Linked DNA regions of Mus musculus: regions 1, 3 and 4 are each linked to region 2. A link is a loop called in an ENCODE intact Hi-C map of the cell type or tissue named here. Cell type or tissue: left cerebral cortex. All regions are shown on one strand. Each heading gives the region's core, and the rest is flanking DNA. Links, peaks and the distances in the headings are about the cores only. Region 1 holds the start of Ldb2 (LIM domain binding 2). Region 2 overlaps D5Ertd615e (DNA segment, Chr 5, ERATO Doi 615, expressed). Region 3 overlaps Ldb2 (LIM domain binding 2). Region 4 overlaps D5Ertd615e (DNA segment, Chr 5, ERATO Doi 615, expressed).

Region 1 (5,951 bases), core at 1-5,000, 480 kb before region 2:
AAAGAAATGACCATGTGTGAATATCCTAGGGGTCAATCATACAAGGGCAGTGAGGGACGTCATAGCTCTGCACTAGTTTATTACCTTTTGTTTTTTAAAGAGAGAGGTCTTTAGAATTACTTCTAATTTCTTCTTAGCTGAGTAAGTGTTCCAAAGAGAATGCAAAGTTAAGACAGACAGACAGACAGACAGAGAGAGAGAGAGAGAGAGAGAGAGAGAGAGAGAATCAGGAGGTGATAAAATAATAGTATATGGTGCACAGAAGAGGGAGAAGAAAAAGACACTGTGAGAGAATGCTTATGATTGTAGGGATTGACTAAGTAGTAAAGGTGATGGCTCGACAATCTATTCAATGTTATATGTGAACAGATGTCAGTTTTGCAGTATATGGTGACTGTAACCAGCTTCTACTCAGGTTGCATTATTATTTTTTTAAAGGCACCACTTGTAAAGCTACCTGTAACTTTTTTGTGCAAAGTTATTGTTTCTCCTCTAAGTACACATTACTATCAAATTTAAATATTTAATGTGAATCTATACATACAGTAGGAGCAATTAATGATTACTGTCCTTTTTTCACATGTTATGAAAATATATTTCTTGTGTTGAGACAAAGGTGTCGATATAATTATGTATATAATTACTTTTGAAAGACTTAATAAGAGGGTACATGTGTGGAGGTTGTTCCAGAACACACTGAAAAATAGCTCACAGTACTTTGATGTCAGGACGAATTAAAAACTCAAAGATTTGTCAAAGCAAGCTTGCCTCTCCTGGTTCTTCAGCTATGGTCAGAGTGAAATCCTGCAGTCAGAGCTAGCCTGCAATCTTCTAAAAGTTAGAAGTTCTTGGGTTTAGCTCTCAAGAAAGATTAATGTGTCATTTTGGAAAAGCATACTCCTAATGGGTCACTTTCCAAACATCTCAAACACGAACCAGTGGGTAATCTATTCCATCTTAGGGATTTGTATGGAGACCAGGATGGATGGGAAGTCTCCCAGCTCAAAGCTAGCTGCCCAGGGTTGTGGAAGGGTTGAGAGGCACCCAGAACCCAAGAATAGCTACCCTGCTTCAACCAGCAGGAGGATGGGAAGACACCATCCACAAAACCTCAACAACTTTCTACCAAGCAAGCAGGATACAAGTTGTCTTTCAATCCTGTGTTCAAGAATTAATCTATTGCAGTCTATGGTCTCTATTATTATTATTATTATTATTATTATTATTATTATTATTATTATTGAGAAATAATTATACTTAGCAAAGAGATTTTTTAATTGTATAATTTTTAACATTTTATTGATTCCTTCTGACGGTTCCTTTTTCTGTTCAACATTTTATTACTATTACTGGGTGCCTCAACTCTAAAACCTTCCCAGTCTTCCCAGTTCTGAAAGCAGCCTCTGCCACTGATAGCTTAGACAGGGACTGAAGATTCATTCCAACACACTCTTACAAAGATTGTAATAGAAGATACAAGCTAGAACACACATATAAAGCAACACACACCACAGGCATATGCACACACACAAACACACACACACACACACACACAATCCTATTTACTGCCAAGAACTCAGCACTCTAAACACCAGAGTTTACACTCTACAGGAGCTTCTGGCTTCTAGAAAGAGGCGACGTGCCAGCAATTATATTTAACATCCATGGTGCATTAACATATAAAGAAAATAGCAGTGATAAAGAGAGCCAGGCTTTAAAACACACACACTAACACACAAAAACAAAAACAAAACCCCACAAGATCTTGTCCAGCAGTTAGCCAATCAGAAAACAGGTCACATCATCTTGTTAGCCCTATTCAATACATTAAACATCAGGAATTCTCTATGGCTCAGCAGACAATTCAAAGCAAGTGTGTTTTATTTTATCATGCAAACTTAATCAAATCCTTTCTCAGAGTTAAAAGCCAATCTTCAATCTAACTACCTACCAACGCTATTCCCCCAACACCCCTGTGGCATGACTCCTATGAGCATTTGTACTATGCAGCGAAAACTCAATTCCCAGAGACTTCTATTTCTTCAAGAGACTTAGACACACCTACAATAAACACTTCAACACCAAGTCCCACCTTACAGGCAGATGAGCACCCGGCAGCAGAGTGCTTTGCCACTCGGGCAGCCCAGAGAAAAATTAAATATTTAAATTGTGAAAGAGGAGTCTGGAGTTTTGCATTTAGAAAGTTCTGAAGAAGTCCCTGGACTGGCTCACTGCCTGAGAGGCTCAGCCTCCCTCTCTCTGGAGATCCCAAATGCACTCAACTGCTTCTGGCTTGAATGGGGAGCTAACTCCTGTCCCAAGGTAGAGCCTTGGGAGGCACAACCACCAGAGAGACAAGAGGACCCCACTTCCTCAGTCAACCTGTCTCTGAATTTAACACAGGCAAACGTGTGTGTCTTCCCTGAGCCCACCTCCAGGGAGTTCTGAAAAGTACACAAGGCTGCTCTCTTGTCCCTTTTACCTCAATTTTAGTCACTTTGAAAAAGTAAGTTCAGGTCAAACCAGACTTCCTCTGGAACTTGTAAATATATGAATATATGTATACATGATATTACACACACAACACAGACGCAAACATCCACAAAATCTCTTGCAGTCTATATCTCAACAAACACGACCATCTCTAAGCCTGTAAACATCAGAGTTCTGGGAAACCTGAATTTCTAGAGACTCGGCATGTGAACCAAGTGGCTTGTCTCTTTCCAGATACTAAGATTCCGGCAGAAACTGTCCCCAGCTCCAAGAGTTACTGTCGCTGGAAACCCAGCATTCAAACTCGAGGGTTCACCCAGCTGTGCTTATATCCACCTACGTGATAGTAGCTGGTGGGACACTTCCCACAGAATTCAGCTAAGAACCCCAGGAAAAGCCCATGCACAGTTTTTTTTTAAAAAATCCACAAACACACGCCAAGGTTGAAGAACTTACCTCTGTACGAGACTGCAGTCTCTTGTTCATCTCATAGATTCGGTACTCTGGCTGTACCATGTATGGTGTATGTCTCCTATAAAATGGGCCGAAAGGAGAAGAATAGAAGGGGTCATGTGGTGTGCTGGACATCTTGCCTGCTTGTCGAAAATCAAGCTTAATAGAGTATCAGGAACGTCCATGCAGAGCACATGGGCTGTGTTCTTCACAGTACAAAGTAGACGCACGCACACACGCTCACACACACACAGACACACACAGAGGCAGGCAGGCAGGCAGGCTGAGCACACTGGCTGGGAAGTGCTGTGGGAGCCCTCTATAGCGAGAGAGGAGAGGGAACGAGGAGGGAGAGGGAGGGAGGGAGCGCGGGAGGGGAGGGAGCACTGGAGCTCTGAGAGGGAGAGAGCGGAGGTTGGAGGTTGGGAGGGAGGAAGGGAGGGAAGAAGGAGGGAGGGAGAAGGGGGAGAGTGAGTTGAGAGAGAGAGAGAGAGAGAGAGAGAGAGAGAGAGAGAGAGAGAGAGAGAGAGAGAGAGAGCTGGATAGCTAGAGGCTCCAACTGCTTGTTTTTAAAGAAGCAGTTGGTGAAGGGGTCATTTCCTGTCCACACTGTAGACTAGTTCAAAAATATAATTCTCCTCCTAGTCTGACAAGAAGTCTAAGGCTGAGTTTTAGTCCCCCCCCCCCCCCCATTGCTAAGCTTGTTAGCAGAGAGGTGGGTTCACCCACTGCCTAAGCCTCTCGCCCCTGACAGCCACACTGTTGTAATGTATCAGAAATGGGATGACTCCCAAACACAACAACACTGGCACTCTGGTCCCTCTGATTTGGGGTTGGTGATTCACTCCCTCTGGAAGATTCCTCCGGGCTCTCATCTCCCAACAGAGTTTTGGCTGTACCTGCTGTACTTCGGATAGGAAGCTGAGCTGTATCTTAGCATTCCCCTCCCCCCTGACTTCCAAACTACTCCTATTCCCAGCCCCCTTCCTAACCTCCCAAAAGGGGGTTGTCCTGCTTTTGACGATGGTTTTAGGGGGCCTACATTTAGATTACCTGTACAGTCTCAGGTAAAAACAGTATCACCCAGACCTGAATGTGGAACCATCTAAAAATCCATCCAAGAGGCAATGGGCTTTTATTTCTAAGAGGTATTTCTAAGACAAGAAAAGGATCCAAAAAGCAGACTGCTCAGGAAGATATGAAACGCAAAGGAAAAAGCATCCCATAGAAATGTCCATGGAAAATTCAGTTGAGTAAGAAATTGCAGATAATTGAATTTATTGCCCCCCCAAGTAACAAGCCCAACTCTGATGGGGACAAGGTCTTTGCTTCCTTCCCAGAGTGGCCAAGTCTATAAATCTTAATTGTGGTGCATGACAACTAGAAGAAACCCCAAATAGCCCTGGGGAGGGGGGCAGAGTTGCCACAAAGAATTAGGGAATCTAGGAAAGATCCAATTGGCCCCACACTTACTCATATACAGGACACTTAAACAAAGCCAAGCCCCAGAAAATTCAGTGCAGGAGTTCACACCTAGCTAAGTCAGCGGCTTTAAGGGGGAAGGGGGAAGGGACCACAGAAAAACAAGATGGAATGTAAGACCTGGATGCAAATGCATGCAAATGAGACATTTCTTCTTTTTAATAAGCAGATTAATTAACTTTCTGCCCCAGTCATGGCTTGGGGTATTTTAGAGTCACTAGCCAACAGAGGAATAATAGGTGCTGTTAGATCTGTGGTTTACATTCAGGAGTAAAATTGTCCCCAAATTGCTGTCTTGATCACTCTTGTCTCCCACCTGCAAGAAACATCCACCCCAAACTTCCAGCGGTGCAGCCTAACACAGTCATGTCACTTGCCAGGATGGGATTAGAGGAGCTATTACTTCTAGGCTGCTGAGAACATGTGTCTGGGGACCCTAAGGCAGGCCAGCATGCTGGGTTTCAGGTTTCATTACAAATCTAAAAGCTGGGCCAAATTTGCTGCAAGGTTTGTCAAAACACACAACCTCCTAAAGACGAGATTTCAAACAAATTCCTTGTGATTTATGTTTCAGTATGGCGGCCATTGCAAAAGCCAACAATTCCTTGTGCACAAACTCCCCAAGTAAAGACATTTCTGAGCTCAATGCCTGCCTGAGTTTGTATTTACCTCTTCATGGCAGTGCTAGAGTCAAAGGAGTGCCCAGGCAGCTGTGTGCAGCCCAGGAATGGTCAAACCCCACAAAGGGAGAGCTGTGCTCCGATTTAGGCAAGCTTTACCCTGGGTTGTTCTTGCAAAGCACTCCAAGTTACTTCTGCAAATATTTGCTGTTTGTCCCTAAAACTTTCGCATGCAACTTTTCAAGGCTTGCTCCTCTTCCATGAAATTGCATCTTTGTACTTTCAAGAGGCTCCAAACTGGCTTTCTGCTCACAGATTTACAGTCATCTTATTGCTTGCAATTATCCTTTCTCCAATCAGAATGTTCAGCATAGAAAACAGAAACTGACCATATTCTATGCTTTTGCTTTTAGCAAAAAAACACATTACCCATAGAAAAATGTCTGAGTTCTCTACATTAATGCTACAAGGGCACTTGAGGCTTAAGAAGATCTTGGTTTCTTGATCATTCATTCATTCATTCATTCATTCATTCGTCATTCATCTATTTGCAATCTTTTATCTTTCCTTTGCAAGGAAATAATCTTTCCTTCATGTGTCACACATTAATGTTTTTGTCCCTTCTTTACCTATGAATACCCATTCATCATTCTACTCAGCTAAATTATTGTCTTTTGCATTAACCATTTAAGTTTTATTTACTGTTCCTATATGTTGGAAGGAGGTGCATATGGAAATCTGAGGACAACTTTGTGGAGTTGATTCTCTCCTTCCACATTTACATGGAATCTAGAGAGCAAAAGACTGTAGCTCAAGGTTTCTGAGGCCAGTACCTTTGCCAACTCACTGCCCCATAAACTAACCTTTTTAAATTCATCATTACTTAATTTAGCTGTCTTCCAC
Region 2 (5,970 bases), core at 477-5,476:
TTTCATATGTAGCCTGTTTATATCGAGGTAGGTTCTATCCCCAGCTTCTTCACAGCTTTTATCATGGAAAGATGTTGAACTTTCTTGAATGCCTTTACCCTATGGATTGAGATTGTCATGTGGCTGCTATCCTTTTGTACTTACGGGTTGGATTGCAGTTATCAATTTGTATATGTTCAACCAACCTTGGACTGAAACCAACTTGGTCACAGTGTAGGATGTTCTTAATGTGTTCTTGAATTCAATTTGCAAGTATTTTATTGAGATTTTAAAAATATTTACCAGGGAAAATAATCTACAGTTTTCATTTTTTCTCTCTCTCTCTCTCTCTCTCTCTCTCTTTCTTTCTTCCTTTCTTTCTTTCTTTCTTTCTTTCTTTCTTTCTTTCTTTCTTTCTTTTTCTTTCCTCTTTCTTTCTTTCTTGTTTTGTTACCAAGTAATGTTGGCTCTGCAAAATGAGCTTGGTAGTGTTGAATGGTAGTATTTTAGTAGACAGATGAGTCCTAGAGGGACTAGGGTAGCAAAATCAAGCAGAAATAAAGTGTGAGATACAAATATAAGCCATTTGTAAAAAAAAATATTCTATCATGATTATTTGTATAATAATTGCCTAGTAGCCATATTTTCAAAAAGTAGCATAAGATTAACTTTTAAAAGGCACTTTATTCAAGCACATATTTGCAACCAATTACAACATAAACTTAGGATCTGTGTAAAAATTGCTGGAGATGTCCCATAGTGTTTTCGGGGCAGTCTGTTCTCAGTGCACCAGTAGCTATATTTTGAATGTTCTGTCGTTATACATGCTACCATCATGGACTGCAAAGTTCAAGGAATAGTACCTATCATAGTGTCACTAAGTCTGGATCACCTTACACTTCAACATTGCTACAACCTACCCATCACACCCTTAGGGAAATACCAGCATTATTCCATTTCACAGAAGATAGCAATATAAAAAAAGAGGTTAACCCCTTGAAAGTCCTGAGTGCACCCAGACGTAGTACGTTTCTGTAACTGTGCTGGACACATACCAGAGGGGATCGTGCACATAAACAGTATGGGTGTGAATGTACAGTTTAGGAAGAAACTGAAAAGACGCTGAAGTCTCCAGAGTCCCCAACAGTTTACCAGGGACTGGACTTGGAGGTTTGGAGGGGGCAAACAAGGAAAGCCCCCAAACAATGGCACAAACACTTTCCTTTTCTGTAAGCTGCTCCCCAACAGCAAACTGCAAAGGGGTACTGCAGATGACCCCTGAAGGGCACCTGGGGCATAGATATTTCACTTCTGTTGCAGAAGACCTCCATCTGAAGCAGCCCCTAGATAGGGTCTCTTTGACCAGCCTGGCAAAGTGGATTTCCCTCGTTTTGCAGACTCTTTATTGTCATTCTCTAAAAGTATTAGGAGAAGAGAGATGGGTGTAACAAAATTAACAGTAATTCAAGACCTGAAAGGGGACAGTGGGAGTTCCAAATCTGTCTCTATTAAGATCCTTCTGACGATGACTCCTCCTCCTTTTCCTCCTCCTCCTCCTCCTCCACTTAAGCTTCTCCCAGTTTAGCAGCCAGGAAGGCTAGTGAAAAAGACTGTTTACACAGCACTGCAGAAAGCTATTCTCATGCTCTGAGCAGGGTACTGCTCTTCTGGACAGGGTTACATTATGCGGAGCTTGTCAGCTCCAAGTGCAAAGACGCTTGGCCCTCTTTTGTTTATTTCTTGCTAGGTGATCCCTCACTGGATTCCACTGGGACTTTTGCGTCTTTCTCCGCTACATTTTCCTCATCAGCAGAGCTCATCAGGAAAACCCCCTACTCAGCGGGCTTCCGTGGGAATTCAATGCTCTCTGCCTTTGATGATTCCGAATTCTATGGGACAAACTACACTACCTCGGAGTCAGGTTTTATGCCACCCAGTTTAACCTTGCAGAACCGGTTTTTCAAGTCAAGGCACACCGAGTAATCAAAAGGCAGGACCAGCTGCATCTCCGATATTTGTCTAATTCTTTTCTGTTTTTCCTTTCCTTTCCTTTCCTTTCCTTTCCTTTCCTTTCCTTTCCTTTCCTTTCCTTTCCTTTCCTTTCCTTTTATTTTCTTTCTGTTCCCTTCTCTTCTCTTCTCTTCTCTTCTCTTCTCTTCTCTTCTCTTCTCTTCTCTTCTCTTTGGGGATGGGCATGGCTACCTTGCCACAGCCTAGGCTCTATACAGTCCTCTGCCACGTGCTTAAGAGCTGTTCAACACTAATGATGCGATCAAGTTTTCTGCCAAATTCTAGAACCAAAGGGAGAGACAAGAAAGAAAATTTCATCAACCGCCCCCAGAATCCATTCCCTGAGGCATTCTGCTGTCCTTATCAGCCAGTCTCGAGTCGCTAGCGACCCCAAGTGGCCAATTTAAAATAACAGTCCCATCATCGACCTCTTCGTTGCTACCACACACCCCTTCATTTTACAGAAAAGAAACACACTTCGAGGTTTTTATACTCCCAAATCTGGATAGAATTTTAAAACTGCAAAGATTGAAGAGTCGCTAATGCCACCTGGACTAGCCACCTCATTTTACCTTATTTTATTTTTGTAATTTGATCAAATTCAAGACTAAGACCTCACACCAGGTAGGTAAAGCTCACACCAGGAAGTTAAACACTAAGCAATGTCCCCAGACCTATCTTATGTCATAGGAAGCAGAGATTCAGACAGGTAAAAGTGTGTTCCATAGGTCACAGAGCACATTAGAGTCAATTTTAGGAATAGAAGAAATGGCTCCCAGAGACTTCATGCTTCTAGATCTTGGTTTCCTAACCAAGAGAAGAAGTCTTTTGTTTCTCCAAACCCCAAAAGAAGAGCTGTTAGGAGACAGCATGCTTTAACAGAGTCAAATTTCAGCCACATACACTCCTAATACACGCACATCCTCTCTTTTCCCTTCTACACTCACAACTGACCAGGAAACATGAAATTGAGTCCTGGCCAAAGAGTCAGGAGGACACTATATTTGGTAAACACAGACAAGAGTCTTATTCTTAGGGGCTGGCCTTTGAGTTAAGGGACAATTTAGATTAGATTTCTACCCTCATAACAGCACAGAGCAGACATTATTGTTCCTATTTTGCAAATAGGAAAACTAGAGCTCATGGGCATGAAGTTGCTTGTCTATAGTCAGGCAATGACTAAATTGTAAAACTTATTTGCATAGTTTTATTTATTAATGTCTCAATTTACCAGCCATCAAATGGCATAATAAAGTCAGTATCTAGAGTAAGAAGATATTAGTGTTCCAAGGGGTCCTTTGTAGAGACTGTCTTCAAACAAAATAAATACACAAGATAAAAATGACTGGTGTCACTTTCAGCAGGAAGACAGGACATAAAGTGAGGGATGGGTTTGCCATCCCACAGTCACACCTCTGACCCATAATTGTTCCTGTCTGAAAGAATTACAGGGATGGACATGGAGAGGAGCCTGAGGAAAAGAAGGTCCAGCGACAGGCCCAAAGTGGGATCCAGCTCAAGGGGAAGTCCCAAAGCCTGACACTATTACTGAGGCTATGGAGCGCTCACAAAAAGGAACCCATTATGACTGCCCTCTGAAAGACCCAACAAGCAGCTGAAAGAGTCAGATGTAGATATTTGCACCCAACCAATGAACAGAAGCAGCTGACCCCATTATTGAATTAGGGAAGGCTGAAAGAAGTTGAGGAGAAGGGTGATCCTGTAGGAGGACCAGCAGTCTCAATTAATTTGGTCCCCCAAGATCTCTCAAACACTGGACCACCAAACAGGCAGCATACAACAGCTGATATGAGGCCCCCAACACACATACAGTAGAGGCCTTCCAGGTCTGTATTCATTCAGAGATGATGCACTTAACCCTCAAGAATCTGGAGGCCCCTTGCCGGGCAGTGGTGGCACATGCCTTTAATCCCAGCACTTGGGAGGCAGAGGCAGGCGGATTTCTGAGTTCGAGGCCAGCCTGGTCTCCAGAGTGAGTTCCAGGACAGCCAGGGCTACACAGAGAAACCCTGTCTCGAAACCCCCTCCCAAAAAAATAATAATAATCTGGAGGTCCCAGGGAGTTTAAAGGTAAGGTGGGGTGGGGGTGGGAGCATACACATGGAGACAGGGTGTGGGGAGGAGGTGTGGGATGTGGAACAGTTGGAGGGTGAATGAGAGAGGGATAAAATATGGAGTGTACCCAAGGAGCTAAAGGGATCTTCAACCCTATAGGTGGAACAACATTATGAACTAACCAGTACCCCTGAGCTCTTGACTCTAGCTGCATATGTATCAAAAGATGGCCTAGTCGGCCATCACTGGAAAGAGAGGCCCATTGGACACGCAGACTTTGTGTGCCCCGGTACAGGGGGACGCCAGGGCCAAAGGGGGGGAGTGGGTGGGTAGGGGAGTGGGGGTGGGTGGGTAAGGGGGACTTTTGGTATAGCATTGGAAATGTAAATGAGCTAAATACCTAATAAAAAATGGAAAAAAATAAATAAATAAATAAAAACAAAAAACAAAACAAAAAAAAATATGGAGTGTAAAAAATAAATTAATTTAAAAAATGACTGGTGTCTTCCTGCATACATAGGATCAACACCCTACATCTACACATGCAAGTTGGTATGGATCACAATCTCAGGGAGGATGACTGGATCTGAAATGAACATGAATGAACTCTTTTTTATTGTGACTATTGCCTGAGCAACACAGTGCAGAAACCGACTACACTGTAGTTACACAGTAAGAGTAACAAGTGACTTAGAGGTGAGTTTAAATATATGGGAAGATGTGGGTGGTGACAAACATTGCACAATCTACAGATATGAATATCCACAGGGATCCTATCACTAACACCCTATGAATATACAAGGTGGATATACTGGGACAACAGAAGATGAACACCCATGCATCTAAATCGGGATTCCCTCAGTGTTTGCAGCATTAGGTCCTATTTCTATCTGTTTCTCTCTGTAACATGAGTTCTGGGGTTTGTTTCATTTAGGTTTGGTAGTCAGCATTGCCAAATTGCTATTGTTCAAACCATAGTCTGGTTCTTTTATTTTAAAAATATTTATGCATGTGTACTGAGGAGGGGGAGGTGAGTGCAGTGCCAAGGAAGGCTTCAGATCCCCTGAGATGGAATTACAGACCACCTGGCATGGGAACTGGGAATCCAACTCTGGCCTTCTACAAGCACAGTTTGTGCTGTTACCTACTGACCTGTATCTCTCAGGTACCTCAAAATGTGCTTCTTAGCTCAGGACCCTCTTCAGGAGAGAAGCAGAAATGAATCATTCAAACTTTGTCCCCAAACCACTTAAGGAGAGCCCTGGGGTCTCTATAAATTTTAAACATGGCACTCTAGACTAAAGTTAATTGTGTCTGTTGCCATTTTTTTTTTGCCACAACTAGAAGAGCTTCCAATTAGATGCAGTTGATTCTTAGCTCAAATAACACCATAGCTTCCAAAAGTCTCAAGAGAAGGAAGAAAAATTTGAAAATCCCTATACCAGCCCTAGGTATACATCCAAAGGACTTTGAACACACCACAGAGATCTCTGGGCCTCCACATTTACTGCAGCGCTATTCACAGCAGCCAAGTTATGGAAGCATCCTGGGTATCCATCAACAGATGAGTGGATAGAGAAATACAATATTCCTTATTCAGTCATTTAAAAAATGAAATTTTGTTACCTGCTGGAAAGGGGATACAACTGGAGACCACCATATTGAGCAAAATAAGCCAAACTCAGAATGACAAATATTATGTTGTTTCTCATTTATGGATCATAGAATGCATGTAGAGGCAAACAAACACGCACACACACTCACACTCATACACATACACATACTCACACACATACACACAGACAAGCATGCACACACCGAGGCAGACAAACATATACACATACACTCACATACACACGGACATACACAGAGACAGACATACACACACACACACACACACACACA
Region 3 (5,000 bases), core at 1-5,000, 560 kb before region 2:
TTCTCTCTTAACATAGAGAAGACTGCATTATCTCTGCCATGGAAGTCGCTAACATTTTATCACAGGATTGCTTGGTTTGTTCCCCTAAATCCCATCAAAGCTTCTCCCTTCTCAGGGTTCTCCTCTCTTCTTTGATATAGTGTTTAATCACTTTGGAGGTGGTGATGTCTCGTGTGTGTACCTGTGTATGGAGGCTGGAAGTACTCGTGTGTGTACCTGTGTATGGAGGCTGGAAGTGCATCTTGTGTGGTTTTCAGGAGTTAGCTGACCAGCTTCATTTTTGTTTTTAAATGTAATCTATTACTAGGACTGGGTACTCACTGATTTAAGTAGGCTTACTGGCTAGGAAGCTCAACAGATCCTATTGCTTCTACCTCCCTAGTACTGAGCCTACAAGCATATGCTGCCAGATCTAACCTTTGTATTGGTGCTGGGGTTCGAAATCAGAGCCTCACGCTTGTATAGCAGGCACCAACTGAGCTATCTCTCCAGTTCAAGCATTGAATCCCTTGCAGACCTAATTCACTAACCTTCACAGGGAAGGCAAGAGTTTACATTCGACTTTGGAATCAATGAGTGTGATAGATAATTAGATAAAAGTAAGTACAAATGCTGGATAAATAGATTGCCATTTCAATTAAAGAAGGAACAAATGTTCTGAAGACTAGCTCAGGAAAATAAGTTTATACAAGCTAGGCTTGGAAGAGTAATTAAAGAGAACAAGAGGATAAAAATAGTATATCCCATTATTATGAAAATGTTGTACTATAATTGTATTTACCAGAAGCTTTCTTTCAAATATTGTGCCAACATTTCTTCATTAATCTTAATAATTTTGCAAGAAAGCAAAGGAGTAAAAAAAAAAAAAAAAAAAGAAAGAAAGAAAGAAAGAAAGAAAGAAAGAAAAAGAAGAAAAAGAGTGTTTAAATATCATCCATGGCTCTTCTTAAGGAAAAAAATTCTGCCTCCAGGGTTCAAGGTGCACTCCAATGGTAGTAATTAAGGTGTAGGGCTACTGTAAGGATTCAATCAGTTAGAGTTAGAAACAACTTTAGATGAGAGACCAGTGCACAGAGAACACTCAGTAAATATAGAATGATCCAACTCTCAGGATGCTGATGGTTTCCATCAAGATAAATAGTGGTAAGAGGAAGCTTCCTTCCGACTTACTCTAGCATCCAAATTCAAAAGGAAGTGGGGCCTCGCAAGTGTGAAGTACCTGCACAGAGGTACTCTACCTACAAAAGACTTCTCCGAACCCATCATGCACAGACTACTCTATATTTATCCAGAACCTTTCCAAAGGACAATTGTGTGTGCTGTTGTCTATAAGCTCTCCAACATTCTAGAGAAGCTTAGAACTTAAAGTAGCAGAGCCATTGAGATGGTATAGGCACTTATTGCCAAGCCTGATGACTTGAGTTTAATACCTGGATCCCACACGGCAGGAGACAACAGACTCCACAATTTGTATTCTGAACCTGACAAATATCCTGTAAAGGACACACACACACACACACACACACACACACACGCTAAATACATACATACTTGCACACATGTGAAAACATGAGGTTTTCAAGTTGAGTAATTGAGAGAGTGGAAAGCAGAGAGAATAATGATATACCTTGTTACCAACAACTTAGAGACCAAGAAAAATTCAATTTCTTTCTATTCACAATGGATTTCTGGATTCATTTTTGGGGGATGAAACTTGGGCTATTCTATTCTACTGAATACTCACATGAATTCTATCTTCCCAATAACACTTTGATTTTCCTTTGGAAATATTACCTGCTCTATAGACCATGCCAGGTGGGTGGGAGAGTCCATGAAGCCACTGTGGAAGATGGAAACCTATAGGCTATTCTTCTTGCTCTTTTATTGTTCTACATTGTCCATATTGTTATGTCTTGTGACCTACATTGGTTCTCAACCTAGACACCAAGACTCAGATAGTAGAAATCTTTCTCTATTCACTTTGAATCTTAACCAGCAAGAATCAACTTCGAAGGAAGAAATGGTTTCCCTGCCAGGTTTGCATTCAAATAAGACAGGGGAGTCACTTCTGCAGCTCCTACCTTCCCTCCCACTTCCCTCCAGCCTGAGTCATCAGCCTCCCTGCCTTCTCTCCTTGCAGCCCCTGGAGTCCTCCAACAGCACAGTGCCTTGCTTGCATTGCATTCTTCTCAGCTGTGCAGAAGCCCAATCTGAGGCAGTGCTGCTGCCATTACTTCCTTAGTGTTCTCTATAAGCAATGCTAAACACAAAACAAAAGCAGTAAAAAAAAATTTTAAAGATATGATGGAGTGCTACTACCCAGAGTCCAGGTGGTATGACCAACATCAGATGGAAAGATGGGCACTCTCCAGGTCCTGACCAGTGAGCACAATTGCCACCCATTGCACAGACTGGCAGACTCTAATGCTAGGATAAAAATCCAAGGATTTATCTAAAAGCAAAATCAAATTAATTTGAAGAAGTGGCAGTCAATTAGTGGAAGATAATTTGGAGCCATATCACCTATATATTTAAATATGCTATTCAGCCTCCATTCATACCAACCCTGACAATATTCACAGAGCAGGAGAGCATGAACTTTAATAAGCACTTGCAGTTTTGCAGAACGCAACAGTATTTTTCCTGTAGTCATTAGGTTTATTATCACAATGGCTGCGTGAAATCCTCCTGAGTTTAGAAGAGGATATTCTAGCTAAGAGATGTACTACGGTGCTGCTTAGTCCTTCACTTGAGAATGCAATCGTTCTTCAGCACTGCCTCTGTGACAAGTGACATTCACATGGGATGGAGAAATGAGGAGAGGGGCAGGACACAGAGATTTGTTGACTTCTTACTCTGCCTCAGACAATTCCAGAAACGTCAATGGAGCCCTATGAGGTTTTACTGAAGCCATATAGAATACATTCAAAGCATTTCTAAGGTTATCTGGCCTTTAAAGCAACCCAATGATTTTTCCAATGGACTAGCCATTTTTTTCAATGATATGTTTTGTAAGATTCTCTTATGACTGCGCTTTATACAATAGGAAGTCTCTGCCTTTCCCCATTGTTGTCTTCTTGCCTGTGTAACTCATTCTTGAAGAATTAAACCAGGATCCCCAGAGTGGGAATGAACCCATTTCAGAAGCCTTAAACATCGCATCCCAGTTACCTAGCTCCTAGGCCTTTAACTTTCCACTTATATCATGACAATACTGTGATTATCGATTGGCATTATTATTTGATACATGATTATTGTCACACCTGGGTAAAAAATCTTAGAAGAACCATGAGCAGGTAGCAGTTGTTGTGTATTATCTACCTTGAGTAAAAATTAAAGAATAAAGTAAATTTCTAATAAAAGCGATTTCTAATTGCTAATGCTATTAAAATCTTATCACTTCCAATGGTTGTGCAAATGTCTATACCATGTATCTATAACAATAATATTAATACATTTTACGTGTTAACATATTGCACACACACATATACTTCAATTATAAGCTCATTTTTCCCCCAAGGTCAAAGATGCCTTTACCACTGGTCACCTTTCTTCAGTCATAGCATGATAGCTCTCACTCACTACGAGGTTCCACTTTTGACTTTCAGAGCACAACAGCACAACCAAACATGGGTTTCATTTGGATAAAATATGGAGCCAGAGAAAAGGGTCAGACATTACAAGCACTTACTGCTCTTCAACAGGACAACAGCTTGGCTCCCAATGCCCCTGTTAGGTGAAACCAATCACCTATAACTTCATCTTGATGGGTCTGATGCCTTGATCACACACACACACACACACACACACACACACACATATATGCATTCTCACCCTCACATCCACTAAAGAGAAAACAAATCTTTAAATATATATCAAATATATGTAGACTTGGTGGAATTTTCTTATTCATATGGAGTCTCAACATTCTTTTTCTACCTCGAACTTTTCATTGTTCACACCATTATTGTTACACACTATGCCTAGTATATTTTTTTAAAAGGCCAAAGTACTTCAGTTGTATAAAATCTATACCTTGTAATTGTGTCAATTCTTGTACCCAGAGCCTATATGAGTTTTATTGTTTTCAGTGAGTATTGCCAACAAGACTGTGTGTTCCACTTAAGGAGAAACAAGCATATTTGTCTAGTGATTTCCCATTTTGGGGCATGTAACAATCTCTCAGTAAATATTGGTCCAGATGAAAAGCTTAAAACAATTGTTTATAGTGAGGGAGGGTTGGCATGCTCGCTGCTCCGATCTAAATCTTAAACTTGACTGCGTTCAATCTCACTATCTCATTTCCTTCTTGGTTCTCTTCCCTACCCTCTCCTAATAGAGAGGTGTAATCCTTGTTGTCCCCTGTCTTTTATATGATTTAAAGCCACAAAAAATGATTAATGTGCTTCTCAACCTCCTGCCTGTATCACTAATCACGGTGTTAAAGGAGAGTGGACTTGCTACTGAATGCCATTCCAGCAAATGTCACGTCTCTCTGTCCTTGTTTGCAATTCTTTATGTCTTTTAGGACCCATGGCAACATTCCAATTCAAGTTACCTTTTTGCAAGGCAGATTGGAGGAGACCAGAAAATGAAAGATGAAGCTCTGCTCCCAGTCCTAGTCCTTGAAGTTATAATTTACGACAGAAAACATATATACATATGAATTGCACCCCCGAGCTCCGACTGTACACAAAATCCCCCTCTAAGTCCTCTTCTTATGCCTGCACTGATACTGGCTGTTTAAAACCCTAGAAGTACCCACACTAGCTGGTAATGGTTATTATCATCCCCTTTACCTTGTAGTCAAGGAACCACAAAGAGATTAAGCAACTAGCCTAAGGATTCAGCTGAAGTGGTTTGCATCTGGAGTTTCTACTTTCCCTCTGGGTATCTTCTTACATGAGCTATGTGTAGCAATTAAGGCATTCTGACTATCTGCCCTTGCGTGTTAAAACCACCTCCAAATACATCACCATAAACGACAGGCTTGCTCTGTG
Region 4 (5,970 bases), core at 565-5,564, 83 kb before region 2:
TGTTCATAATATATATGTATGCATATTATAAATACATGTTGCATATGTTTATAAATTTGTGTGATGCATGTATTTTTATACATGTAATATGAAATGAATTTTAATAATATTCAACTTCAGGCTGTGATAGCATAATAATATTTTCCAAAACACCTATTGACTTAAATAGAAAAAATATATCATATTTCCTAATTTACCTCAAAGGAAGACATTATTACATTTACACAATAAAATAAAAGCTAAAGCAAAGAAAACCACTGCATTCCTAGCCTTCAAACATACAACACCTTATTTCTCCATTTGCTTGTGGTTCTTCTTATAAAAATCACTGTCCTTAAGCAAGTACAGTTTTGTTTTTCTTAGTCCAACAACAGAGGAATGGATAAAGTGTGCATAATGGACTTTAATTCAGACATAAAAAACAACGAAGCCATGCTGTCTGCCAGAGGAGGAGTACAACTGGTGTTGATTATATTAAGTGAATTAAGCCAGTCTCAAATGACAACTATGTTTTCTCTCATCTGTATTCCTAGATTTTCTAAGCACAGAGGGCATGTACATATGACAAGAGAGTATAACTAAAACTGTCCAGGGAGTAAGGAGACCAGCGGGAATGAGGGAGGGCAAGGAGGGGGAAGGCTGCTGACTATGTTCCCTGTAAACTTACACAAATGCTTAAATAAAAACAGGGGAAAATCATCTCACCATCGTTCAAATCTCCACACTAGAGTTTAAAACAAAAATTCTATGTCCATTTTCAACAGTAAAACCAAAACAAAGACAGGCAACATATGTATTTTCCTAAAGGAGCTTAGCATAGCAGGGCCAGATGACACAAGCCCATAATGCCAGCTACACAGGCGGGGGGGGGGGGGGTACAGAGGATGTCAGGTCAGAGATGACCAGGACTGCCCAGTTTACAGAGTGAATTCAAGGTCAGCCTGGAAAACTCATTAAGACCTTGTCTCAAAATAAACGGTAAAGGGGGGGGGGGGGTTGTGGATGGAGATTAGTGGTGAAAAAGTTATTTCATATGATGAAGGGCCCTAGGTTCTATCCTCGGCACCACTTACAGTGCACATGTACACACACACACACACACACACACACACACACACACACACACACGTGAATTTAATAGCCCATTGAATCTGTTTCTTGTTCTCCCAAAACCATCCCGGAAAATGCCAGCAAGTTGCTTGAGAATTGAACTCTGAATAGTTTAAGAATGAAAAGCTGAGGTCAACAAAAAGAGATGGGGAGGGGGGAATGACTGACATTAAGGCTTTTAACTCTAGGATGACAGACAATATGTGAAATGATTGGGCTGTCACCAAAGGTGGGACTTAAAAATACTCATTAAAACAAACATACTAAGCATTATGAGATGCATAAATTTCACATTGGTTGACTAAGCTACCAAGGTGTTTATCTCCCCTCCAGTCTCTCTCTCTCTCTCTCTCTCTCTCTCTCTCTGTGTGTGTGTGTGTGTCTCTCTCCCCCTATGTCTCTGTCTCTCTGTCTCTATATGTGTATATGTATGTGTGATTTTGTTCAAATTAGTTAGAAACTTGGACAATGTTTTCAAAATTCTCATCTTGAAGAAATGGTTCACTGCTCCAAATATCATGTATTCAATTTGCTCTCCTAGTTCATAGCATTGATAATGCTAAGACTGTATGGTTACAGACAATAAAATAGCCCAACTCTACGTGAAGCTTTTGTATTAAAAAATTATACATCTCTCTATATGATATTTCAAAGCAAGTTTTGTTTTACTGTAATAAATGGATTGTTTCGATGAAGGCAAAGCCATGATGTTCAATTGGAAAGATAGCATGTGTGAAAGTACCTGTCAGTAACAACCATTTATAAAACATTTAAAGGTTTGTAGCTGCTTTGTGAATAACTATTTGTGGGATGGTAAGGGGTGGGCGAGGGGGCATCAGCAGCCTGTCAACTGCGGAACAATTTACAGACAAATATCACTGTAACCTATTCACATTACAAATCAGAGTCGATATTTCACATTGTCAGAGCTGTACCATAAAAGGTGATATTTATATAAATACATACACACTGAGAGATATGATATATATGGACACTATGAGAAGCCTAGTAATTCATTTCAGCTGTGGCTACAAAGGGCTAAAAGGCTTCATGGAGATGACTCAGGAGGGTCACAAGGTACAGATACTTGGATCTTGAAAAATTATGTAATATACTTACCTGAAACACGGCCATTATTTTTACAAGTCAAATATCAGGAGAGTCCCCATATACCTTTTAATTTCAAGGCTATGTTCTTCTTAGTCTTTTTATAGGGGTTGAATCAGGTTGGAAGGAAAATTCCAACCAAATGAAAACCAGTTCTTGCCAATAGCCAGGCTCAACCTCAGATCCACATCCAGCAAAATTATACAACTTAAAATGCAGTCAGGGTAGTGCTTCAAAAAGTGATAATGAGATTCCTCCAAGCTGGACCCGTTTCCCAGTTCTTAAGGACAGCTGCTTTGCCAGGTGGTGTGATGTTGGATCACACAGGGGTCCATGAAAACTGTGCACATAAGAACAGACGTCATAAAGCACCAGGCTGGGTGCTGCAAGAGTGGGGGTCAGTCCTCTTTCCTCATTAGAGGCTGGGTGACCTTGAGTGAGTAAATTAACCTCACCGAGCAATCCTGAATATGCTTGATACTGGGGAAATTATGTCACATTTATTTTGATGTAAGATGCATGAAAAAATATAAGCTAATGTTAGTATTTTTAACTGACACTATCCTGAGAAAATTCCTAAAAATTCTGGGAACATTGACAGTGGATTTTTAGCCCGTGCTAGGCAATCTGAAACATATGCTAGAAAAATATTTTGAAAGTTTAAAAAGATCATATCAATTATATTCATGACAAATTTAATGGATCTTGGTTTGGAAAAGAAAAAAAAAACAGTTTCTGAACATTTACCATGAACTTAATCCTGTGCTCCAGGCTTCAACTGCCTTTTAACTCAATATAACTAAGGGAGTATCCAGCCCCCTTTTTTCAGAAGGGAAAAGACACCAGCCTGGGGATGAGGAAGTGCAGGTCCTGGGTCTTCTTACATACTTTATTCTGCTATGGAAGATGCAACTGTCCTACCAATGAGATCTGAATGTAGAAACTAACATACTTCTCTGGCATGAGAGATATAAGGTGAATAAGCACAGAAGCCTGGAGGCTCACAGGAACATGAACACAATCCAAGTGACCATTGCTGACCATTTGGAGTCATTACTTAAAGTAGGGAATGATGAAGAAGAATACAAATAAGCATTAGCAGTTTTTCTTTAAAAATATATCAATATTCATTTATTCCATAGAGCTAATCATTAAGAACTGCTTCAGAAAAGCAGTACATTTCTCAAAGTATTGGGACAGTTTTCCTGAATCATAACACAGGTGGGTACTGGTTCAATCAAATAAAATACTTCCCAGAGCAGCTTGACTTCTGAAATAAGACATAGGCTCTAGACTTGACATTGTATCCGCTGCCCCCTTATTATTTTATTCATTTCTTTCTGCCATGGTATGAATAATTTTTCCCATTTGTCAGGTATGTGCTGCAGTAATAGAATAGAGAAGGGACAGAAGGAACTGAGGGGGTTTGCAGTCCCACTGTGAGAGCAACAGTGTCAACTGACCAGACCCCCCCAGAGCTCCAGGGGACTGGACCACCAACCAAAGAATACACACAGAGGGACCCATGGCTCTGGCCGCATATGTGGCAGAGGATGGCCTTGTTGAAGATCAGTGAGAGGAACAGGCCTTGGGCCTGAGGGGGTTCGATGCCCCAGTGTAGGGGGATGTTAGGGCTGGAAAGTAGGAGTGAGTGGATGGATGAAAGAGCACCCTCATAGAGGCAGGGGGAGTGGGAGTGGGATAGGAGGTTCTGGAGGGGAGACCTGGAAAGGAGAAAACATGTGAAATGTAAATAAAGAAAATAGCTAATAAAAGGAAAAACAGATTTTTTTAAAAAGTGAATTGTCTTATACCATATTTCTGTAAATTACCAGAAACTCTCCTTTGGAATCAGTTACTAAACCATGCTGTTAATTGCTTTCCTGCAGTTCAGATTTTGTCCAGTGTTGTCAAGCAGAGGCAGTGGTACCCCTTCCCTAAGACATAATAAAACTAGAACTGAAAATTTTATTCCCCACAACATGTGACATAAGAAAGAAAGGGCCCGTTATTGTTAATGATTGCTAATAAGTGCAAGGAACTTTCATATCTTTCTCTTACTTTTTTTCTAGAATAAAATTCACAACTTATTTTTAAGGTATATTATAGCCTCTCGATCCATAACTTGGAACAAGGAAGTTGCATTCTGTTATAAAAACCTGGCATTTATTTAAATAAGCATCTTACATTATTCATAATCCAAACCTGAGAAAGTATTATTTTAGATGAAAATTCCTTAAAGATTTGCACACACACCCCTAGAAATCAAGGCAAAGAAAAGTTTATACCTCTGCTAGAAATTTCATATCACATAACCAGACATGTTCACACACATATGCATGATTTTCACAAGATATCCTAGAAACATGCTATACACACTAATACTTTCTATTTTGTTTTGTTCTTTTCATTTCATTTTTAAACTTCCTTTTTCCAACTCAAGAAATTTGTTCCATGGCTCACCAAGAGCCAAGATCTACAATTTGAAAAACACTGATAAAGCAAGCACAAGTCTCACAGATATCTGTTTCCTCCAAATTGATCTTTAGAGAATGGCTGGTTCATACGGGGGTTATCAATCTATAGCACAGTGCAGAATCTATGTGCTCTGGGTTTTGTGAAATGTACTTACTTATCTTGTAATATATATATATATATATATATATATATATATATATATATATATCTTTAATTTTGGGCACTCTTTCTTTAGACATTATAAAAATCAAAACTTGGAATTCCACATGCATGGTTATATGCAGCATATATAGAAGTGAGCTTGAATGTTGTTGATTCTGACAAATCTTACTATGATGTTGCACCATGGTTTTCTAGAAAATGTCTCTTATAGTGGAGAGTTATTCTCTAATCATAATTACCCTATTGATATATGGCTTTTAATGATATATGGCAATTTTTAAATGACAGATTTTTCAGTCAATAATTTTTGCCTTCCAATACCTGGCTTTTTCCTAATCAAGCTTCATCAACTTTTGCAGATTTTTCAGAGACACCAGTGATTTGACAAAAGTTCAAGTTCTCTCTCTCTCTCTCTCTCCAGTTCCCTGCCACTTTATGAGTGTGTGTGTGTGTGTGTGTGTGTGTGTGTGTGTGTGTCCCACCTGTAGCTGATACCCACAGAGGCTGAAGAAGCTATCATATCCCCTGGAGCTAGAGTTAAGGGCAGTTATGAGCCATCCAGTGTGGCTGCTATGAACTGAACTGCTATCCTCTGAAAGAGCAGCAAATGCTCTTAACAGATGAACCTTCTCCAGCTCTATAACTGACTCTTAGTAAGCACATACTCCCAGTAGAAACATACAACATCAAGGCAACTGGATCTACAGAAGAAATGGAAAATGGGAGACAACCCAAAGATAGGTTCAAAAATGTGTTAGAATATCTCCACTAATGCATCATTGAAGTTATAGACACTGTGGGGGAGTGTCTGAAAGTATCATAGCTTGGGGTCTCTAGAGAGAAGAACCCAAGAAAAACTCCAGCTCTCTATGACTCAAAAAGGAGCAAAAGCAGCTGGAGTTTGGGGGCCACCCCCATCCCTCTCTCTAGATACATATGGGTAAAGAATCTCTTCATAGAAAGTACGTCATCCCAGACTTCAGGCTGCTCCCTCCAGTTCCTCAGCATCCCTTAGGTCCCAGATCTCATTATCCCTAGTTGGATTTTAAGTTCAGACTTAAAAACCTGGAATAGCGGGGAATATTAGTTTATTACATATGAGGGCAATGATGG

Evidence for each region. Hi-C counts contacts between places; a loop is a spot of excess contacts. Peaks named below come from ENCODE experiments on the same cell type or tissue, not always from the same donor. Only the 100,000 strongest peaks of a DNase experiment are listed, where the experiment ranks them.
Region 1: it touches region 2 in a loop (2.2-fold over the local background); 3 of 42 quality-filtered maps call a loop at or near these places.
Region 3: a loop joins it to region 2, with 2.3 times the contacts of the local background. A loop is called at or near these places in 2 of 42 quality-filtered maps.
Region 4: a loop joins it to region 2, with 2.6 times the contacts of the local background. A loop is called at or near these places in 2 of 42 quality-filtered maps.

Annotation. Positions count from the first base shown.
Region 1 is chr5:44,796,413-44,802,363 of GRCm38, forward strand. Ldb2 (LIM domain binding 2) reads right to left here and starts at 3,334. Exons shown (of 8, transcript NM_010698.4): 1 at 2,950-3,334. The coding sequence starts at 3,081. In left cerebral cortex, for the core only: a CTCF peak has its summit at 1,085; DNase peaks (open chromatin) are centred at 1,711, 2,029, 2,338, 2,824 and 2 more places; H3K4me3 peaks cover 2,988 bases; H3K27ac peaks cover 1,557 bases.
Region 2 is chr5:45,276,457-45,282,426 of GRCm38, forward strand. The region is part of intron 4 of D5Ertd615e (DNA segment, Chr 5, ERATO Doi 615, expressed); the gene reads right to left. Among named protein-coding and RNA genes, the nearest start is that of Gm46912, 120 kb to the left of the region's middle. In left cerebral cortex, for the core only: a CTCF peak has its summit at 2,386 (motif pointing left); DNase peaks (open chromatin) are centred at 1,699 and 2,355; H3K4me3 peaks cover 736 bases; H3K27ac peaks cover 528 bases.
Region 3 is chr5:44,717,964-44,722,963 of GRCm38, forward strand. The region is part of intron 1 of Ldb2 (LIM domain binding 2); the gene reads right to left. Among named protein-coding and RNA genes, the nearest start is that of Ldb2, 79 kb to the right of the region's middle. In left cerebral cortex, for the core only: no CTCF peak of the experiment used is centred there; a DNase peak (open chromatin) is centred at 2,082.
Region 4 is chr5:45,193,865-45,199,834 of GRCm38, forward strand. All of the region lies in intron 4 of D5Ertd615e (DNA segment, Chr 5, ERATO Doi 615, expressed), which reads right to left. Among named protein-coding and RNA genes, the nearest start is that of Gm46912, 34 kb to the left of the region's middle. In left cerebral cortex, for the core only: no CTCF peak of the experiment used is centred there; a DNase peak (open chromatin) is centred at 2,491; H3K27ac peaks cover 1,080 bases.